Linked DNA regions of Homo sapiens: region 1 is linked to region 2. Evidence: read pairs that join two places in POLR2A ChIA-PET (ENCODE). Cell type or tissue: B cell. All regions are shown on one strand. Each heading gives the region's core, and the rest is flanking DNA. Links, peaks and the distances in the headings are about the cores only. Region 1 overlaps LOC105371334 (a long non-coding RNA gene). Region 2 overlaps IST1 (IST1 factor associated with ESCRT-III).

The links. ChIA-PET counts read pairs that join two places held together with the same protein. Peaks named below come from ENCODE experiments on the same cell type or tissue, not always from the same donor. Only the 100,000 strongest peaks of a DNase experiment are listed, where the experiment ranks them.
Region 1: POLR2A ChIA-PET joins it to region 2 with 7 read pairs; 3 of 35 experiments call an interaction of 5 or more read pairs at or near these places.

The regions. Positions count from the first base shown.
Region 1 is chr16:71,599,646-71,617,183 of GRCh38, forward strand. LOC105371334 (a long non-coding RNA gene) reads right to left here. Exons shown (of 3, transcript XR_933717.2): 2 at 12,129-12,264. Among named protein-coding and RNA genes, the nearest start is that of MARVELD3, 18 kb to the right of the region's middle. RefSeq lists a silencer at 8,329-8,378. In B cell, for the core only: CTCF peaks have their summits at 8,246 and 8,446; no DNase peak of the experiment used is centred there.
Region 2 is chr16:71,898,454-71,903,453 of GRCh38, forward strand. All of the region lies in intron 1 of IST1 (IST1 factor associated with ESCRT-III), which reads left to right. Among named protein-coding and RNA genes, the nearest start is that of IST1, 5.4 kb to the left of the region's middle. In B cell, for the core only: no CTCF peak of the experiment used is centred there; a DNase peak (open chromatin) is centred at 2,068; H3K4me3 peaks cover 518 bases; H3K27ac peaks cover 3,494 bases.

The sequences.
Region 1 (17,538 bases), core at 4,961-9,960, 290 kb before region 2:
CCTTATTTCATCATCTCCTCCTAGCCCTAGCTACATCACCATCACCTCTTGGCAGAACTATGTGTAATCGCCTCCTTGGTAATCTTCCCTCATCCTAACCTGTTCTCCGTATTGCAGTCAGAGTAATATCATCCCAAAGTATTTTCTGATCATGTCACATTTCTCTCCTTCATCCTTGCTTAAAACTTTTTACTCCAGGCTGGGTGCAGTAACTCACGCCTGTAATCCCAGCACTTCGGGAGGCCGAGGCGGGTGGATCACGAGGCCACGAGATCGAGACCATCCTGGCTAACACGGTGAAACCCCGTCTCTACTAAAAATACAAAAAAATTAGCCGGGTGTGGTGGCGGGTGCCTGGAGTCCCAGCTACTCGGGAGGCTGAGGCAAGAGGAATGGCGTGAACCTGGGAGGCGGAGCTTGCAGCGAGCCGAGATCGCGCCACTGCACTCCAGCCTGGGCGACAGAGCAAGATTCCATCTCAAAAAAATAAAAAACAAAAAACTTTTTGCTCCAGCCTGGCCAACATGGTGAAACCTCGTCTCTACAAAAAAAATACAAAAATAAGTTGGATATGGTGGCATGTGCCTATAATCCCAGCTACTCCAGAGGCTGAGGCAGGAGAATCACTTGAACCCGGGAGGCAGAGGTTGCAGTGAGCTGAGATCACGCCACTGCACTCCAGCCTGAGTGAGGCTGACTCAAAAAAATAAATAAATAAATAAAAATTTTTAAAAAAACATAAATAAACAAAAAAAATTAAAAATTAGCACCTGCAGATTGTCCTGGCTGCTTGGGAGGCCAAGGTGGGAGGATGGCTTGAGCCCGAGAGTTTGAGGCTGCAGTGAGCTATGATCATACCGCTGCACTCCAGCCTCGGCCACGGAGCAAGACCCTGTCTCTAAATTAAAAAAAAAAATTAAGAAACAGAAAAAAAGAAATAGATCATTTGTTCCTCTGTGTGAAAGTTAACTTGGAGCAAATTCTGGGGGATAGGGGATGTGGAGGTAAAGACTGCAGCCTGCTGGGGGTGACATGCATTCCCAGAGAAGGAAAAGATGCTGAATGGAGAAGTCTCAACGTGGTGAACAGCACTCTTTGTTTGTGTCCAGACTGTACTGGAAACTGGCTCTTAGAGTCAGAGTTCCAGAGTTCCACCCTCCTTGGTCCTAGCCTGCTTCTTGCTTTCATCCACCTTCCTTGGGAGATTGTGAAACCCACGTTGGGAATCACCAACACCAAGGTACGATTGGGAGAGGCGGGGCATGAGAGCAGGATAGGGCACACAGCGAACATCAGTGTGCAGAAGGTCGCCCAGGCCCACAGATGGGCTGATGCAGGTGCCGTTCCTTGGCAAGGACTGTCCATGTGTCATCACTGACCTCTTCAGGTCTAGAGAACTGCAGTTTTCTCCAGCACCTCCTGGACTTCATCCATGGGTGCTATGACAGAAAACAGAACGATGTTCAGAGGGCACTGTGCAGTCCTCAAACCGTGGAGAGGCCCAGAAGAGAGACAAATAACTACACAGGACTCCAATCTGCTATGGCTATGTTTCAGATGTAGGCCACAACAGTTCTCTTTGTTTGGAAAAACAAAGTGGCAAAACACATTGTGACACAAAAAGATCTCAGCCGGGCGCAGTGGCTCATGCCTGTAATCCCAGCACTTTGGGAAGCCGAAGCAGGCAGATCAAGAGATCAGGAGATCAAGACCATCCTGGCTAACACGGTGAAACTCCATCTCTACTAAAAATCCAAAAAATTAGCCGGGCATGGTGGCGGGCGCCTGAAGTCCCAGCTACTCAGGAGGCTGAGGCAGGAGAACGGCGTGAACGCAGGAGGTGGAGCTTGCAGTGAGCCGAGATGGTACCACTGCACTCCAGCCTGGGTGACAGAGCAAGACTCCGTCTCAAAAAAAAAAAAAGATCTCTATTCTTCGGTCCAGGAATTTTACTCTTGAGAATGTATCCTAAAAAATAAATGGCGTGGAAATAAATCTTTGGTCTATAGTGTTTAAAATCCTGGACTTCAGTATTAGAGAAACCCAGATTTTGAATCCAGTATCTACCACTTAAGTCAACTGTGACCTTGGATGAGTTACTTAACTTCCACTTCCTCACCCGCAAAACGAAGATAATAATTTTCCTACTTTGAGCTGGGCATGGTGGCGTGTGCCTGCAATCCTAGCTACTCGGGAAGCTGAGGCAGGAAGACTGCTTGAGCCCAGGAGTTCAAGATAAGCTTTGGCAAAATAGCGAGATCCCTCTTGCTCTCAAAATAATAATAATCATCATCATCATCATCTTCCTATTTCACAGAGTTTTTGAGAAATATGTAAGATAATGCAGTAAAGATCAGTGCATAGAAGGCCAGGCGCGGTGGCTCATGCCTGTAATCCCAGCACTTTGGGAGGCCGAGGCGGGAGGATCACCTGAGGTTGGGAGTTCGAGACCAGCCCCACCAACATGGAGAAACCCCGTCTCTACTGAAAATACAAGAAAGTATCCAGGCGTGGTGGCGGGCACCTGTAGTCCCAGCTACTTGGAGAGGGTGAGGCAGGAGAATGGCATGAACCCGGGAGGCAGAGCTTGCAGTGAGCCAAAATTGCGCCACTGCACTCCAGCCTGGGTGGCAGAGCGAGACTCTGTCTCAAAATAATAATAATAATAATAATAAATAAAATGTAAATAATATTTTTGCAGACAAAGCCTTTATAGGATATGCAAAAATGAAAATAGTACATAGTTAGAGGAGGGGTTATTTTTTACATTATTACATTACTTTTAAAATTAATAAGGCTAGGAGTACTGGCTCACTCCTGTAATCCCAGCTGTTTGGGAAGCCAAGATGGGTGTATTGCTTGAGGACAGGAGTTTGAGACCAGCCTGACCAACATGGCAAAATTCTGTCTCTACTAAAAATACAAAAATTAGCTGTACGTGGTGGTGTGCACCTGTAATCCCAGCTACTCAGGAGGCTGAGACAGGAGAATAACTTGAACCCAGGAGGCGGAGGTTGCAGTGAGCCAAGATTCTACCATTGCACTCCAGCCTGGGTGACAGACTGAGACTCTGTCTAAAAAAATAAATAAATAAAATTAATATATATACATGATTTTATAGACCTTTTCTGAAAACAAGGGATGCTTTGAAAAAGGCGTCACAATCTGGGAAAATTCTTTTTTTTTTTTTTATTATACTTTAAGTTTTAGGGTACATGTGCACATTGTGCAGGTTAGTTACATATGTATACATGTGCCATGCTGGTGCGCTGCACCCACTAACTCGTCATCTAGCATTATGTATATCTCCCAATGCTATCCCTCCCCCCTCCCCCCACCCCACCACAGTCCCCAGAGTGTGATATTCCCCTTCCTGTGTCCATGTGATCTCATTGTTCAATTCCCACCTATGAGTGAGAATATGTGGTGTTTGGTTTTTTGTTCTTGCGATAGTTTACTGAGAATGATGATTTCCAATTTCATCCATGTCCCTACAAAGGACATGAACTCATCATTTTTATGGCTGCATAGTATTCCATGGTGTATATGTGCCACATTTTCTTAATCCAGTCTATCATTGTTGGACATTTGGGTTGGTTCCAAGTCTTTGCTATTGTGAATAATGCCGCAATAAACATACGTGTGCATGTGTCTTTATAGCAGCATGATTTATAGTCCTTTGGGTATATACCCAGTAATGGGATGGCTGGGTCAAATGGTATTTCTAGTTCTAGATCCCTGAGGAATCGCCACACTGACTTCCACAATGGTTGAACTAGTTTACAGTCCCACCAACAGTGTAAAAGTGTTCCTATTTCTCCACATCCTCTCCAGCACCTGTTGTTTCCTGACTTTTTAATGATTGCCATTCTAACTGGTGTGAGATGGTATCTCATTGTGGTTTTGATTTGCATTTCTCTGATGGCCAGTGATGATGAGCATTTTTTCATGTGTTTTTTGGCTGCATAAATGTCTTCTTTTGAGAAGTGTCTGTTCATGTCCTTCGCCCACTTTTTGATGGGGTTGTTTGTTTTTTTCTTGTAAATTTGTTTGAGTTCATTGTAGATTCTGGATATTAGCCCTTTGTCAGATGAGTAGGTTGTGAAAATTTTCTCCCATTTTGTAGGTTGCCTGTTCACTCTGATGGTAGTTTCTTTTGCTGTGCAGAAGCTCTTTAGTTTAATTAGATCCCATTTGTCAATTTTGTCTTTTGTTGCCATTGCTTTTGGTGTTTTGGACATGAAGTCCTTGCCCATGCCTATGTCCTGAATGGTAATGCCTAGGTTTTCTTCTAGGGTTTTTATGGTTTTAGGTCTAACGTTTAAGTCTTTAATCCATCTTGAATTGATCTTTGTATAAGGTGTAAGGAAGGGATCCAGTTTCAGCTTTCTACATATGGCTAGCCAGTTTTCCCAGCACCATTTATTAAATAGGGAATCCTTTCCCCATTGCTTGTTTTTCTCAGGTTTGTCAAAGATCAGATAGTTGTAGATATGTGGCATTATTTCTGAGGGCTCTGTTCTGTTCCATTGATCTATATCTCTGTTTTGGTACCAGTACCATGCTGTTTTGGTTACTGTAGCCTTGTAGTATAGTTTGAAGTCAGGTAGTGTGATGCCTCCAGCTTTGTTCTTTTGGCTTAGGGGATATCACCACCGATCCCACAGAAATACAAACTACCATCAGAGAATACTACAAACACCTCTACGCAAATAAACTAGAAAATCTAGAAGAAATGGATAAATTCCTCGACACATACACTCTCCCAAGACTAAACCAGAAAGAAGTTGAATCTCTGAATAGACCAATAACAGGAGCTGAAATTGTGGCAATAATTAATAGTTTACCAACCAAAAAGAGTCCAGGACCAGATGGATTCACAGCCGAATTCTACCAGAGGTACAAGGAGGAACTGGTACCATTCCTTCTGAAACTATTCCAATCAATAGAAAAAGAGGGAATCCTCCCTAACTCATTTTATGAGGCCAGCATCATTCTGATACCAAAGCCTGACAGAGACACAACCAAAAAAGAGAATTTTAGACCAATATCCTTGATGAACATTGATGCAAAAATCCTCAGTAAAATACTGGCAAAACGAATCCAGCAGCACATCAAAAAGCTTATCCACCATGATCAAGTGGGCTTCATCCATGGGGTGCAAGGCTGGTTCAATATACGCAAATCAATAAATGTAATCCAGCATATAAACAGAGCCAAAGACAAAAACCACATGATTATCTCAATAGATGCAGAAAAAGCCTTTGACAAAATTCAACAATGCTTCATGCTAAAAACTCTCAATAAATTAGGTATTGATGGGACGTATTTCAAAATAATAAGAGCTGTCTATGACAAACCCACAGCCAATATCATACTGAATGGGCAAAAACTGGAAGCGTTCCCTTTGAAAACTGGCACAAGACCGGGATGCCCTCTCTCACCACTCCTATTCAACATAGTGTTGGAAGTTCTGGCCAGGGCAATTAGGCAGGAGAAGGAAATAAAGGGTATTCAATTAGGAAAAGAGGAAGTCAAATTGTCCCTGTTTGCAGATGACATGATTGTATATCTAGAAAACCCCATTGTCTCAGCCCAAAATCTCCTTAAGCTGATAAGCAACTTCAGCAAAGTCTCAGGATACAAAATCAATGTACAAAAATCACAGGCATTCTTATACACCAACAACAGACAAACAGAGAGCCAAATCATGGGTGAACTCCCATTCACAATTGCTTCAAAGAGAATAAAATACCTAGGAATCCAACTTACAAGGGATGTGAAGGACCTCTTCAAGGAGAACTACAAACCACTGCTCAAGGAAATAAAAGAGGATACAAACAAATGGAAGAACATTCCTTGCTCATGGATAGGAAGAATCAATATCGTGAAAATGGCCATAGTGCCCAAGGTAATTTACAGATTCAATGCCATCCCCATAAAGCCACCAATGACTTTCTTCACAGAATTGGAAAAAACTACTTGAAAGTTCATATGGAACCAAAAAAGAGCCCGCATCGCCAAGGCAATCCTAAGCCAAAGGGAAAATTCTTAAGGATATTATATATCAGAAGAAGAGTGATAAAGCTGGGTGCCATGGCATGTGCCTGTAATCCCAGCTACTCGGGAGGCTGAGGCGGGAGAACTGCTTGAGACCAACCTGGGCAACATAGTGCAACATCAACTTCATCTCAAAAAAAAAAAAAAAAAAAGGGCCGGGTGCAGTGGCTCACGCCTGTAATCCCAGCACTTTGGGAGGCCAAGGTGGGTGGATCACCTGAGGTCAGGAGTTCAAGACCAGCCTGGCCAACATGGCGAAAACCCATCTCTATTAAAAATACAAAAATTAGCTGGGCATGGTGGCAGGCGCCTGTAATCCCAGCTACCGGGTAGGCTAAGGCAGGAGAATCGCTTGAACCTGGGAGGCAGAGGTTGCAGTGAGCCAAGATCGTGCCATTGCACTCCAGCCTGGGCGACAAAAGCAAAACTCTGTCTCAAAAAAAAAAAAAAGCTATAATTCCCATTTGGGATACCAGTCTCCAAGACAGTCCCAATGACCCTTGCCTTCTGTAATTTAGACCTTGCTGTGTTCCTCCCACATTCCAGGGCTGGCTTGTGTGACCAATAGAATACTGTGGAACTAATAGCATGTGGCTTCCAAGGTAAAACTCAAAAAAGGCATTGCAGGCTGGACACGGTGGCTCACACCCATAATCCCAGAACTTGGGGAGGCCGAGGCGGGTGGATCACTTGAGGCCAGGAGTTCGAGACCAGCCTGGCCAATATGGCAAAAGCCTGTCTCTACTAATTATACAAAAATTAGCCAGACATGGTGGTGCACACCTGTAATCCCAAGTACTCGGGAGGCTAAGGCAGGAGAATCACTTGAACCTGGGAGGCAGAGGTTGCAATGAGCCAAGATTGCGCCACTGCACTCCAGCCTGGGAGACAGAGCAAAAACTCCATCTCAAAAAAAATATCGTTTTTTTTTTAAAGGCATTAAGTTTCCATCTTGGTCTCTTGGCTCTCTTGCTCTGGGAAAAGGCAGCTGCCATATTATGCTGACACCACAGCAGCCCTGTGGAGAGGCTCACCTTGGGCAAGCCAGCTTTGGAGGAGATCCTCAAGCCCTGTGAAGACTCAGGTGTCTCCATCTTGGATGCTAATCCACCATGCTGACTTCTGATTAACCCCAGTCCCCAGGAGTGCCTCCTGATTCCAACGTTGTTTACTGCCCTTTATGTAAGAATATGTACTCACTATAAATCCTCCCTTTAAGCCAAAGCAACCTTGAAGTTATCGTGCAAATTATAGGCTGTGACACACATAGCATTCTTGCCTGTTCTGGAGGGCTGCCTTTAATTCCTTTAATTGCGTCTATACGGCAGGCATGTACACCCCTTCCCTCTGGCGTATAAACCCTCTGGGAAGTAACGGTACAGTGATCTACCTATGTTGCTGCCGTCCAAGACCACACTTCCACCTGTAAATTCCCCAATAATTCATCCTCTACTGACAAACTGGATTCACCTGCCTTGTTCTTTAGTTTCTCCGCTCCTTCTGTGTTTGGGGGTTACTTTGCATACACAGCCCTTCCACAGAATAAGCCCCATTAAAGCCTAAATGACTGCAGTCCCTGACAACCTCTTGGCTGTAATGTCGAGGGAGACTCACAAACCCACAGTCAAGCCGCTCTTGAATTTCTGATCCGCAGTGTGGTAGAGAATATTTTCAGCATTTGTAGTTCATTATTGAATCATCAGTAACTCACTGTTCTCATTTAATGCTATTGATCACCTGCTCCTTCTTGCTAAGGTAATCACCCTTAATATCTTTCACGTTCACTTTTTCTCCCTCCCTAGGCCTCAGCTGGGACCTGCTCTCCCTCCAGAATATTTTGGAATGTTATTTATTTTTTATTTTTCTTTTTTGAGATAGAGTCTCACTCTGTCGCCCAGACTGGAGTGCAGTGGTGCAATCATGACTCACTGCAGCCTCGACATCCTGGGCTCAAATGATCATCCCACCTCAGCCTCCCAAGTAGCTGAGACTACAGACACACACCACCACACCCGGCTAAAAAATTTTTTTTAACAGATAGGGGTCTGCCTATGTAGCCCAGACTGGTCTCCAGCAATCATTCTGCTCTGTCCTCCCGAAGTGTTGCGGTTACAGGCATGAGCCGCCACGCTTAGCCTGAAATGCTTTTTGGTTTTTTTGTTTTGAGACGGAGTCTTGCTGTGTCGCCCAGGCTGGAGTGCAATGGCGCCATCTAGGCTCACTGCAACCTCTGCCTCCCAGATTCAAGCGATTCTCCTGCCTCAGCCTCCTGAGTAGCTGGGACTACAGGTGCGTGCCAACACGCCCGGCTAATTTTCATATTTTTAGTAGAGACGGGGTTTCACCATGTTGGCCAGGCTGGTCTCAAACCCCTGACCTTGTGGTCCGCCCGCGTTGGCCTCCCAAAGTGCTGGAATTATAGGCATGAGCCACCGTGCCTGGCCTGGAATGTTATTTTTATAACAAATTTGACTGAGGTACTTCTCTGATTAAAAGCCATCTCTGGTGGCTCCATACAGCCTGTACTCTCAAACCTAACCCCAACATGAACACATGTATTTATAAATTATATCTATGAACTGCTGTATTAACATACCATTTACATTATAAATCAGATACAGAAAAAGAGATTCCCAAAAAGACAATATTTCCAGATTAAATAGAGGTCTAGGATTTTTTCCCTTCACCACATTGAGAGGTTGTGTGCACCTGCTTGGAGACCACAGACCCAGAGAGAATACACGATCAGTGACTCATTGCCTGAGAACAATGAGTCACTGATGGTCAAATAAATATTCAATGAACTACAGATGCTCAAAATACTCGGTGAATGTCAGGTTCTCAATGAATGTCAGCTGCTACTGGTAGCTGTAAAATTTTTATTACAGAGAAGCTGAGTAAGTTCAAGATTGAAACGTGTCATTTGTGTTTGGAAGATGTCAATGATCTTAGACAGATCATTTTCAGGTTGCCAGGAAGGAGTCAGACTGTGTCTTGGGTGAGAAGAGTAGGAGAAATGACTAACTGCATATGCCTGGCTTTGCAGGCTTCTTATAATCTGACCCCTGCCTCCCTCTTCTGCCTTTTTTCCCTTTACTTCTTCCCTTGTGGTTCAAACGTAAGGATTACAGGGCCGGGAGTGGTGGCTCATGCCTGTAATCCCAGTTCTTTGGGAGGCTGAGGCAGGTGGATCACTTGAGGTCAGGAGTTCGAGACCAGCCTGGCCAACATGGTGAAACCCCATCTCTACTAAAAATACAAAAATTAGCTGGGTGTGGTGACACATGCCTGTAATCTCAGCTACTCAGGGGGCTGAGGCAGGAGAATTGCTTGAACCCGGGAGGCAGAGGTTGCAGTGAGCTGAGATCCTGCCACTGCACTCCAGCCTGGACCATGGAGCAAGACTCCATCTCAAAAAAAAAAAAAAAAAAAGGAAGGATTACAGTCCTACTCATTCCTAAAAACTCTCCTTAAGCACTCTCTCTCCTGGAAGTCACTAAAGGAAACGAAAAACTTTTGCCCCAAAATATACTTCTTTGACACATTTCAAGCTGGCTATTCAGAAGAACTGGAAATACAAGAATAGCTGAAAAGCCGTCTTTTGTGGGAGAGATTTTTATCTATAGAGAAAATCTGCCTTGATGCAGCCAGGCTTTCTCTGAAGCCCTCCTTTGTCCAAATCTAGGGAAGGTTAAGTAAGTGTCTAATACCTTTAAAGGTTTGAAAGGGGTTAGCTGTGTGGGAGGCCAAGGCTGGCAGATCACTTGAGCCCATGAGTTCGAGACCACCCTGGGCAACATAGTGAGACCCCCCCCCCGCCATCTCTACAAAAAATAAAAATAAAAAATAAAGGTTTGAAAGAAACATTCATATCTATTCTCTCTGAGAGTGGTTACCTGTGAAACTTTAGCTACATAACAAGACTACCTTCGCTAGCCAGGCCTGCTCCTTTCCCTCTCCCATAGTCTGTTGTGCCAGAGTCCAACCCCTATTCTTCCTGTAACCTCAAGATGGTATAAAAGCATCCAACCCAGCCTGGGCGCGCCAACCCAGCCCGGGCGCAGTGGCTCACGCCTGTAATCCCAGCACTTTGGGAGGCCAAGGCGAGTGGATCATTTGAGGTCAGGAGTTTGAGATCAGCCTGGCCAACATCGTGAAACCTCTTCTCTACTAAAAATACAAAAATTAGTCAGGTTTGGTGGCACACACCTGTAATCCCAGCTACTTGGAGGCTGAGGCAGGAGAATTGCTTGAACCTGGGAGGCGAAGGTTGCAGTGAGCCAAGATCACACTATTGTACTCCAGGCTGGGCGGCAGCGAGACTCTGTCTCCAAAAAAAAAAAAAAAAAGGCATACAACCCTCTTCCCTTTCTTTGAGATCTTATATTTTGTAAGACTCTCCGACACATTAATAAATTTCTATTTCTCCTATTAATCTGCCTTTTGTCAGTTAATTTTCAGCAACCCTTCAGAGGGCGAAGGGAATGCTCTCCCTTCACTCCTTCGTTGCTTTTGGTTCCTTTTTTTTTTTTTTTTTGAGAGTCTTGCTCTGTTGCCCAGGCTGGAGTGCAGTGGGGTGATCTCTGCCCACTGCAACCTCCACCTCCTGGATTCAAGTGATTCTCCTACCTCAGCCTCCCGAGTAGCTGGGACCACAGGCGCACACCACCACACCCAGCTAATTTTTGTATTTTTAATAGAGACAAGGTTTCTCCATGTTGGCCAGGCTGGTCTCGAACTCCTGACCTCAGATGATCTGCCTGCCTCAGCCTCCCAAAGACTTTTGGTTACTTCTGCCTCCATACCCTGCCCACATCTCATGCTCATCTTTTTCTTCCCAGTGTCACAAAGAATTTACTTAGCTGCCTCTCTCATGAGGCTGTGAGCTCTCAGCCAGCACGGCTATCTTATTTCTCTTCCTTGCATCACAGTGGCATCCACAGTGCCTGATAAGCGGTAGCAATGCAATAACAATAGCTAATACAGGCCAGGCGCGGGGGCTCACACCTGTCATCCCAGGACTTTGGAGGCTGAGGCAGGAGGATGGCTTGAACCCAGGAGTTCAAGACCAGCCTGGGCAATATAGTAAGACCCCTGTCTCTAAAAAAAATTTTAAATAAAATAAAAGAATAGCTAATACATGTGTAGTTTAAATATATGTTAGGCACTGCTCCAGTGTGTTATGCATATTACTTATTTAAGCCTATGAAGTAGGTACAATTATCCCCATTTTGCAAGCGAGAGGGTTGCATTTTGGGCAGAGGGAGGGTGAGTGATTTCCCAAGCTCAGTCTCACCTGTGTATTAGGCGAAGTTCAGGAAATAGTGAACCTATTTAGTGAACCTAAATAGTGAACTCCAGGCGTTGTTTCACAGCTGGATGAGAGAACTCTGGTCACCCAGGCTGAGTCGGGGGAGGGGATTCTCGAAACTGAGGAAGACGGCATCCTATGGGCTCCCGCGCCTCCCAGCCTGAGCCTGTGCTGCCCCCTGCTGGCCAGCTCTGGGCCCCCTGCAGGCTCCCTTTCCCACCTAGAGCGCCTGCGTAGGAACTAACCCAGCCAGAAGTCCCCTCTGCCACCAGAGCTTGAGTCTAGGGTCTGACAGCAAGCACAGGATGTGCTGAGTGGGGAAGAGAATCAAAAGATCTCGCGGGGAATGTGCAAGGATTTCCCCCTTGATCCACATACCTAAGGACTGCCTCCCTCATAAGTGAAGGCTGAAAGAAACCATTCAAAGAAACCAAATGGGAAAAGTCAGCTCTGTCCCCAAATGCCATTGCCTGTACCCAAAATCAATAGAAATGTTTATTTGTTTAAAGAAAAACTTAGGTAAATATTTGGATTATTCTTACATTAGATTCTCCTTTAGGATGGAATATTGAGTGCTAAATTAACACACCGGTTCTTAATTAGGGTGCCTGATGGAGCTATTCGAAAACACAGATGCCCGGGCTCTGTTCCCAGCCTGCTGAATCAGAATCACCGGGAGGCGCTACTTCTTCTCCGGACTAGCCTCAAACCCAGATTTTCCCAAACCCCAAAGCTCCCAGACCGTTTAATATCTCACCTTTCCAGCTGGAGGAAAACCAATGCCTTTCCACTTGAACTTCAGTGAAAAACTTCATTGTCTAGAGAATACTCCTCCAGGGTATCTGACTCTAGTCTTTCATTGACTTTGAGCTATTTTACAAAATAGCTAATTGCTGGCAATGCAAAAAAAAAATTATTGTTTATAAACATGCAAATTATGTTCTGTCTAGTAGAAAGTCAATTGATTTTGCTTACCCTCTGTAAAAAAAAAAATCCGTTTGCCTCCATTTGCACATTTATTTCATTATTCCTGGTCTACAAATGGGTCTATTTTTTGAACCTATTGTAATATCTGCTTGATTTCTTCAATGATCATTGAGTTAAAGAAAATCTTGAACATGTTCATTTTATATCTATGTGAGAGTTTCTTTCTTTTTTTCTTTTTTTTTTTTTTTTTTGAGATGGGAGTCTCGCTCTCTCTCCCAGGCTGCGGTGCAGTGGCCCGATCTCGGCTCACTGCAACCTCCGCCTCCCGGGTTCAAGTGATTCTCCTACCTCAGCCTCCTGAGTAGCTGGGATTACAGGCGCACGCCACCAAACCCGGCTAATTTTTGTATTTTTAGTAGAGACAGGGTTTCACAACGTTGGCCAGGCTGGTCTCGAACTCCTGACCTCAAGCAATCTGCCTGTCTCGGCCTCTCAAAGTGCTGGGATTACAGGCTTGAGCCACCACATCCGGGCGAGAGTTTCTTTTTTGGAAAATTATTTTTAATATACCAGTGACAAGTACTTTCCTATTCTCTACTCTTTGGTCATCTGCCACTTACACTCTTTGCTTTGGTTAAAGTTTACTCGGGGGATTTTCTCAGAAAATAACTCCCTTTTTGTAACTTTCCACTGTATGCATAATGTCTGTCCGAAGATTCCTGGAAGAACAGCAGAATAACCAAAAGGTGTTATATTTTTAATTAAGGCAAAAGAGAGGTCAGAAGATTGGTTCCTAAACTTCTCTTCCACAAATAAAATAAACTCATCAGATGTTCACTAGGCTTTAACTCTCAACTACCTTACTTACTCCGTCCTTACTTGTGTGGTTGATTAATTTATCAAAAATTACACATATTAGAGACAGAGTCTCACTCTGTTGCTCAGGCTGGAGTGCAGTGGCATGATCTCGGCTCACTGCAACCTCCACCTACCTGGTTCAAGAGATTCTCCTGCCCCAGCCTCCCAAGTAGGTGGGATTACAGGCATGCACCACCACACCCAGTGGATTGTTTTACTTTTACTGTACCTAATGATGTTATAAGTTGCAACAGAAAATAAAAGATCCCTGTCATCTCCTTGAGTACATAGAATTAATTTGTAAGAACTAATGTTTCCAAGCATGGTGGTTCACTCCTATAATCTCAGCAGTTTGGGAGGCTGAAGCAGGAGTAACGCTTGAGCCCAGGAGTTTCAGACCAGCCTGGGCAACATAGCAAGACCCTATCTCTCTCTACAAAAAAAAAAGAAAAGAAAAGAAAAGAAAAGAAAAAACTTAGCCAGACATGGTGGCATATGCCTGTAGTCCCAGCTACTCAGGAGGCTGAGGCGGGAGAATCGCTTGGGCCCAGGAGGCCAAGGCTACAGTGAGCCATGATTGTGCCACTACACACCAGCCTTGGTGACAGAGCAAGATCTTGTTATTTACCCAATGATTATTTATTGAGCATCTACCAGGTGCCAGGCATAATGGCAAAGGCATAGTCTATGGGAGCTGACAGTCCAGAGAGAGGTGCAGACACTACACAAATACAGTCATGCGTTGCTTAATGTCAGGGGTATGTTCTGAGAAATGCATCATTTGGTGATTTTGTCATCGTGTGAACATCATAGAGTGTATTTATACACAGAGTGTACCTACTTGGTATAGCCTACTAAACGCACCTAGGCTATATGGTATGGCCTATTGCTCCTAGACTGCAAATCTGTATAGCATGTTATTGTACTGAATTTTTTTTTTTTTTTTTTTTGAGGCAGAGTCTCGCTCTGTCACCCAGGCTGGAGTGCAGTGGTGCCATCTCAGCTCACTGCAACCTCTGTCTCCTGGGTTCAAGTGATTCTTCTGCCTCAGCCTTCTGAGTAGCTGGGGACTAAAGTCGTGGGCCACCATACCCGGCTAATTTTTGCATTTTTTTTTCTTTTTTTTTTTTTAGTAGAGATGGGGTTTCACTATGTTGGCCAGGCTGGTCTTAAACTCCTGACTTCAAATGATCCACCCACCTCAGTCTCCCAAAGTGCTGGGATTACAGGCTTGAGCCACCACACCCGGCCAATTAAATGTATACTTTCAAATTTTGAGAACAGCAGATGAAATGCATGTTTTGAGCCAAAATTGCAACAATTCAAAAAAGGACAGGCCAGTATGAGCTGAAGTCGTGGGAAATATTCTGGTTATCTTTTGCTGAGTATCAAATCACTCCCAAACTTAGAGGTATAAGACAACCATTTATTATGCTCATGGATTCTGTGGGTCGGGAATTTGGAAAGGGCACAGTAGGAAGGGCTTGTCTCTGTGCCACAATGTCTAGGGTCTGAGCAGAGAGACCCAAAGGCTGGGGGTCACCTGATGGCTGGGGCTGGAAGCTTCGAGAGCTCATTCACTAATGTCTCGAGACTGATGCTGGCTGTAGACTAAGATCTTAGCTAGAGACAACGAAACACCTATACATGGCCTTTTTATGTCACCTGGGATTCCTTACATTATTGTGACTGGGTTCCAAGGTAGAGCAGCCTCAGAGAGAGCCAGGTAGAAGCTGTATCACCTTTGTTGATGAGCCCAAAAAATCACTCAGCATCACTTCCACTGCATTCTATTCAGGACCAGCTTAATGGGCGTGTGACCTGTGTGGTCACACAGAGCCCCATGCTTGGTTTAATGCTCTGCTCTCACCCCCTGGAAATTCGTAATAATATTTGATGGCCAGGCACAGTGACTCACACCTGTAATCCCAGCACTTTGGGAGGCTGAGGCAGGAGGATCGCTTGAGGCCAGGAGTTCAAGATCAGTCTGGGAAACATGGCAAGATCTCATCTCCACAAAAGAAACTGAAAAAAAAATTAGCCAGCTATGATGATTATGCACACCTGTAATCGCAGCTACTCAGAAGGCTGAAGTGGGAGGATCACTTGAGCCCAGGAGTTTGAGGCTACAGTGAGCTGTGATCACACCACTGCACTCCAGCCTGAGCAACATAGCAAGACCCTGTCTCAAAACAAATAACTAAATAAATGTTTGTACAAGGGCCCCGTATTTTCATTTGACTGGGACCCACAAATGATGTAGCCGGTTTTGATTCTATTTGTCCAGGCAGTCACAAGGGCCTGCGCAGGCTCACAGGGTGGGGACACTGACTTCCCCTCTAGATGGGGCAGTAGCAAGGTTCTGGAAAAGCATGTGAAACTGGAAATATTGGTGTGGCCTTTTTTTTTTTTTTTTTGAGATGGAGTTTCGCTCTTGTTGCCCAGGCTGGAGTGCAATGGCACGATCTCGGCTCACTGCAACCTCCGCCTCCCGGGTTCAAGCAGATTCTCCTGCCTCAGCCTCCCAGGTAGCTGGGATTACAGGCATGTGTCACCATGCCCAGCTAATTTTGCATTTTTAGTAGAGACGGGATTTCTCCATGTTGGTCAGCCTGGTCTCCAACTCCTGACCTCAGGTGATCTGCCCGCCTCGGCCTGCCAAAGTGCTGGGATTACAGGAGTGAGCCACCGCGCCCAGCTGGCGTGGCCTTTCTCAGAAAGTACAATCTGCCACAGAGGGTTTGTAGAGAATTTAAGATGTAGCCTGGACCTGTAAAAGACTTTTAAGTGTGTAAATTTCTCAGGCTCCCAGGAAGATATCCTCAGGTCCCACCTGTTTCAACAAACCCTCTTAAAGAGCCCACAGCTGATATTTATCTATCCCCATATCTATTCAGCAAATCCTGGTTGAGTGCATTTGGGGACAGGGGAGCATTTACAGGTGATTTGGAGATGTTGGCTTGGGGTTCACAGTGCTGGTGTCAGTAAAAGGAGAAAAAAAGCCTGGGCATGGTGGCTCATGCCTGTAATCCCAGCACTTTTTGGGAGGCTGAGGCAGGCAGACCACGAGGTCAAGAGATCGAGACCATGCTGGCCAACATGGTAAAACCCTGTCTCTACTAAAAATACAAAAATTAGCTGGGCGTAGTGGCGTGCGCCTGTAGTCCCAGCTACTCAGGAAGCTGAGGCAGGAGAATCACTTGAACCAGGGAGAAGGAGGTTGCAGTGAGCCAAGATCGTGCCACTGCACTCCAGCCTGGCAACAGAGCAAGACTTCATCTCAAAGAAAAAAAAAAGAGAGAAAAAAAGCTACAGGGCAAAGCACAAAAACCCTATAAACAAAGTGTCAGGATGTTAAAGAGAGCCAAAGACCACTTTTAGCTGGAGGAATTTGAGCCGGCTTCCTGGAGACATGGCCCCGGGTGGCTCCCCTCCATTCATTCAAGAGTCACTTATTCATTGAACAAGTGTCTTCCGTGCCATTGGAGTTCGAGGCCCTGGGGATTTATCAGGGAGCAGGATATGTCCCCGCTTTCATGCAGCCTACTCTACAAGGTACAGTCAAATAACAGACACATTAAAAAATAAACATAGAGGCCCAGTATAGTGGCTCACGCCTGTAATCCCAACGCTTTGAGAGGCCAAGGCAGGCAGGTCACCTGAGGTCAGGAGTTCGAAACCAGCCTGGCCAACATAGTGAAACCCCGCCTCTACTAAAAATACAAAAATTAGCCAGGCGTGGTGGCACATGCCTGTAGTCCCAGCTACTCGGGAGGCTGAGGCAGGAGAATCACTTGAATCCAGGAGGTGGAGGTTGCAATGAGCCGAGATCGCACCACTGCACTCCAGCCTGGGCAACAAGAGCGAAGACTCCCTCTCAAAAAATAATAATAATAAAGTTGTGATTTCTTTAAAGTATTTTGACTGCTTGTGAGCAGACTTTTAGGCAATTAAGAGAAAAATATCCTTAGACTAAGTGGATAAAATTTTTTCTCAAATATTTAAACATAGGCAAAACATAACAAGCTTAAAGACTGTACTTTTCAAATGTTCTACAAGTGGACATGTATTATTATTGTTATTATCATTATTTTGAGACAGGGTCTCACTCCATTGCCCAGGCTGGAGTGCAGGGGTGCCATCACAGCTCACTATAGCCTTGACCTCCTGGGCCCAAGCGATCCTCTCACCTCAACCTCCCAAGTATCTGGGACTAGAGGTGTGCACCACCACACCCAGCTAATTTTTGTATTTTTTGTAGAGACAGGGGTCTCCCTATGCTGCCCAGGCTGGTTTTGAACTCCTTGGCTCAAGCAATCCTCCCGCCTCAGCCTCCCAAAGTGCTGGGATTACAAGTGTGAGCCACCATGCCTAGCCTGTGT
Region 2 (5,000 bases), core at 1-5,000:
TGAACGGATCATGTGAGGTTAGGAGTTCAAGACCAGCCTGGCCAACATGGTGAAACCCCCTCTCTACTGTAAATACAAAAATTAGTTGGGCATGGTGGCGGGCGCCTGTAATACTTGGGAGGCTGAGGCAGGAGAATTGCTTGAACCCAGGAGGTGGAGGTTGCAGTGAGCCAAGATCCAGCTTGGGCCACAGAGTGAGACTCTGTCTTAAAAAAAAAAAAAAAACAAAAAAGGAAACACTGAGGCCAGGAGTGGTGGCTCACGCCTGTAATCCCAGCACTTTGGGAGGCCAAGGCGGGCAGATCAGGACATCAGGCGTTGGAGACCAGCCTGGTCAACATGGCGAAACCTCGTCGCTACTAAAAATAAAAAAATTAGCGGGGTGCCTGTTCTCCCAGCTACTCGGGAGGCTGAGGCAGGAGAATCACTTGAACCTAGGAGGCGGAGATTGCAGTGAGCCGAGATGGCACCGCTGCACTCCAGCCTGGGCAGCAGAGCAAGCCTCTATCTCAAAAAAAAAAAAAAAAAAAGAAACACTCTTGGTAAAAGACCCAATGAATTTCCCATAATGTTTTTATCTCAATTTTATTGAGAACAAGATGAAGATACTTTCTTTATGCCTGTGCATTTCAGTATTTATAGCTCCTTCAAGAAAATTTTGATGGTCTCTGAATTCTGAAGCCTTATTTTCTTGTGAATAACACATGATGCTGTTGATCTTACAGTTTTTTTTTTAAATTAATTTTCAGTCTTAGTTTGACCAGTGAAGATTTTATTATAGTGTGAAAATACACAGTGAACTTTGTGCCACTTGTACATGTAATGCTTCTAAAGGAATTGGACCACCAGGTGTGGCGGCTCATGCCTGTAATCCCAGCACTTCGGGAGGTTGAGGCGGGAGGATTGCTGAGCCCAAGAGTTGGGAGACCAGCCTGGGCAACATAGCAAGGCCCCATCTCTGCTAATAAAAATTTTTAAAAAGATAAAGGAATTGGGCTGTATTATCTTGGAAATGTGTCCTAGCACCTCATTGTGTCTGTTTCTACTCTAACATCACATCTTCATAACTGCGATACAGTGGTCATACCAAAATTTGTTCAAATTACTTCTTTTATAAGAACAACAACAAAAGAAACCTCAGGCTGGGAGTGGTGGCTCATACCTGTAATCCCAGCACTCTGGGAGGCCGAGGCGGGTGGATCACCTGAGGTCAGGAGTTTGAGACCAGCCTAGCCAACATGGTGAAACCCTGTCTCTACTAAAAATAGAAAAAATTAGCTGGGCGAACAGCCGGGCATGGTGGCTAACGCCTGTAATCCCAGCACTTCGGGAGGCCGAGGCGGGTGGATCACAAGGTCAGGAGATCGAGACCATCCTGGCTAACACGGTGAAACCCTGTCTCTACTAAAAATATAAAAAATTAGCTGGGTATGGTGGTGGGTGCCTGTAGTCCCAGCTACTCGGGAGGCTGAGGCAGAGGTAGTAGTGAGCCAAGATTGCGCCACTGCACTCTAGCCTCGGCGACAGAACAAGACTCTGTCTCAAAAAAAAAAAAAAAAAAAATTAGCTGGGCGTGATGGCAGACACCTGTAATCCTAGCTACCTGGGAGGTTGAGGCAGGAGAATCGCTTGGACCTGGGAGGTGGAGGTTGCAGTAGGCTGAAATCGCACCATTGCATTCCAGCCTGGGCAACAAGAGTGAAACTCGGTCTCAAAAAAAAAAAAAAAGATCAGAATAAATAAAATAACACACGTCAAAACCAAAAGCTTTTGTACGTATTGGAGTGTCTGTAGCCAGTCTTGACCTTGCTCTCTCCCCTCCTCACTTCGTACTTTTAGAGCTACAAACACTGAGTTTACTCCCTTAGGAAGTCTTTTTTTTTTTTTTTTTTTTTTTGGCTACTTTTAGCTGCTACTACTTTGAATAGAGCTTTCAGGATCACTACTTCTGGGCAGCTTCACTATTTTGGGCAGCAGTTCTGATTCTTTTCCTCCTCCAGATATCCTAAGAGGAAGGACTCAGTCCATGGTTTTACTTTGCTTATTCAGGATGGGGAGGCTAACTAGCTCGCGAAGTCTCAGCGAGCTGAGTGATAAAAGAGGAACTAGATGGGTTTGCTATGCCAGTGTTAAGAATTGGAGTAAAGTGAAGGATTGGGCTGCTGATCCATGTGTGACACTAATAAAAATAATGGTGTTACACTAATAAAGATAAGTATATATGTATATAAACAGAATACCGAGAACTAGGATTGTGGTCACTAGTTCATAACCATTTTTTAGAGTTTATGTTATAATTGCTTACTTGTCTTATAGTTGTTTTTATGTCAGCTATACCCATTTGATTGTGAGCCCCTTGAAGGCTAGGGAAGCTCTCATTTGAATGTCTGTTGTAGACAGTGGCTTAGCACAGTGCTTAATAGAATAGCACTCAATAAATATTTGGTGAGTGAGTGAATGACAGTAAAGATGTTGAAGCACAGTGATTTTAGAGTAACGTCTGAATCACAAAAAGAATTTTAGATTACTTACTGGACAATGTTAGTATGTGATGTGTATATAATCACATATGTATAAAAATTTGTTTATGTTTGTTAATGTATATATGAATAGTAAATGTTGACTAGAATATTTTATTAACTTTTAGGTTATTATTTCCAAAATTAATGTTCCTAATCATACAGGATAACAAAGTTTATGTTATGTTTAGCTTTGGAAACAGGTTCAAATTCTGAGATAGTAATTAAGTCAGTCTTTTGGTTTTTTTTCTTTTTTTTTGAGACGGAATCTTGCTCTGTCGCCCAGGCTGGAGTGCAGTAGCACGATCTCGGCTCACTGCAAGCTCCACCTCCCGGGTTCACGCCATTCTCCTGCCTCACCCTCCCAAATAGCTGGGACTACAGGCACCCATCACCACACCCAGCTAATTTTTTGTGTTTTTAGTAGAGATGGGGTTTCACTGCGTTAGCCAGAATGGTCTCGATCTCCTGACCTCGTGATCCACCCACCTCGGCCTCCCAAAGTGCTGGGATTACAGGTGTGAGCCACCGCGCCCTGCGTAGTCTTTTGCTTTAAATTCGTTTTTAGTCTGATTTATTTAATGTACTGGTAATCATTTAGGATATATCCTTTAGTTACTACTTTTGTGGTTTACTGTCATTGTCTTTAATGATTAGTTTCTTCGTAAAATGGGGATCTGTTGAATAGGAGTTGAAAAATCCTCAGTACTTAACAAAATAGTTTAGCAAATTGCTTTTCTTTCCTTAATTCTAAAACAAAACTAGATTATGTAAATTTGTAGAATTTTTTTAAAAGCATGTGGTTTTTAATTAAATTTTCTACTAATTAACATAATACATGAGCGACAGCTTTGTACAAAACACTGTGCTAGGCAGTGTGTGGGTGACATACCGTTCTAGGCAGTATGTAAGAAACAGTTGTCTTGCAGTGAGATTGAAACAGATTAATCAGAATTGTTAAACCGAGGGAAAAAGATATAAAGCATGCCTTAAACATCTTATTTTAACATAAAACACACAAAAGAGGCTAGCTAATCTTTAGATGAAGAGCTAAGACTTTTTAAAATATGGGTCCATTGACTGGAATTTATTTAACAAATGTTTACATGGTGCTTACTGTGTACATATAACACAATGTGCTAATTTCTTTACAAATTTTCACTTAATTCTCATACCAGCCCAAGAGGTGTGAAGGTTCATGTAATATTAGTACTGATTTTCCTCAGATGTTTGATAGAATTTGCCAGAGAAGCCACCTGGGCCTGGATTTTCTTTGGGAATGGTTCTTAATTTTAGATTTAATTGTTTTTTTTTTGAGACAAAGTCTGGCTCTGTCATCCAGGCTGGAATGCAGTGGTGTGATCTCGGCTCACTGCAACCTCCACCTCCTGGGTTCAAGCAATTCTTCTGCCTCAGCCTCCCGAGTAGCTGGGATTACAGATGCCTGCCACCACGCCTGGCTAATTTTTGTATTTTTAGTAGAGATGGGGTTTCACCATGTTGGCCAACCTGGTTTCGAACTCTTGACCACAAGTAATCTGCCCGCCTCGGCTTCCCAAAGTGCTGGGATTATAGGCGTAAGCCACCGCGCCCAGCCTAGATTCAATTTTTGTAATAGATCTAGTGCAGCTATATTTTCTATTTCTTTGTGTCAAATTTAGTAAATTTGAGTTTCTGAGGGATTTGTTTATTTCATTTAATTGTTGAATTTATAGATATATGTTGGTTATAATATCGCCTTTAAAAGTCTTTAGAATCTGTAGTGATATTCACCCTTTCATCGCTGATACTGATAATTTATATGTTTATATGTTCCTTTTCTTTGTGAGTTTGTTATATAGGTATGTCAGTTTTTAAAAAATCGTTTTGAAGAATCAGCATTTAGTTTCCTTGATTTTTTTTCTATTTTTTCTTCTATTTCATTGATTTTTGCTTTCTTTTTGTTGTTTTTGCTTACTTTGGTTTGATTTTGCTCTTTTTCTGGTTCCTTAATGTGGAAGCTTAGATTAGTAATTTGAGACCTTTTTTCTGGAGAGACAGAGTCTTGCTCTGTTGTCCAGCCTAGAGTGCAGTGGGCATGATCATAGCTCACTGCCTCCTCAAACTCTCGTGCTCACTGCCTCAGCCTTGCAAGTAGCTGGGACTCCAGGTGTGTGCCACCATGCCCTGCTAATGTTTTAATTTTTTTGTAGAGAATGGGGTCTTGCTACATTGTCCAAGCTGGTCTCAAACTCCTGGCCTCAAGTGATCCTCTCCCCTTGGCCTCCCAAAGTGCTGGAATTACAGGTGTGAACCACTGAGCCTGGCCTCTTCTTTTCTAATTAAAACCTTAATGATATAATTTTTTCTCTAAGCACTGCCTTAGCTACATCCCACAAATTCGTTACATATATATATTTTTTTTTTCAGTACAAACCTTTAAAAAATTTTTTTCACTTGAAGCTTTCTCTTTGACCTCCAAGCAGTTCATCTAGAAGTATA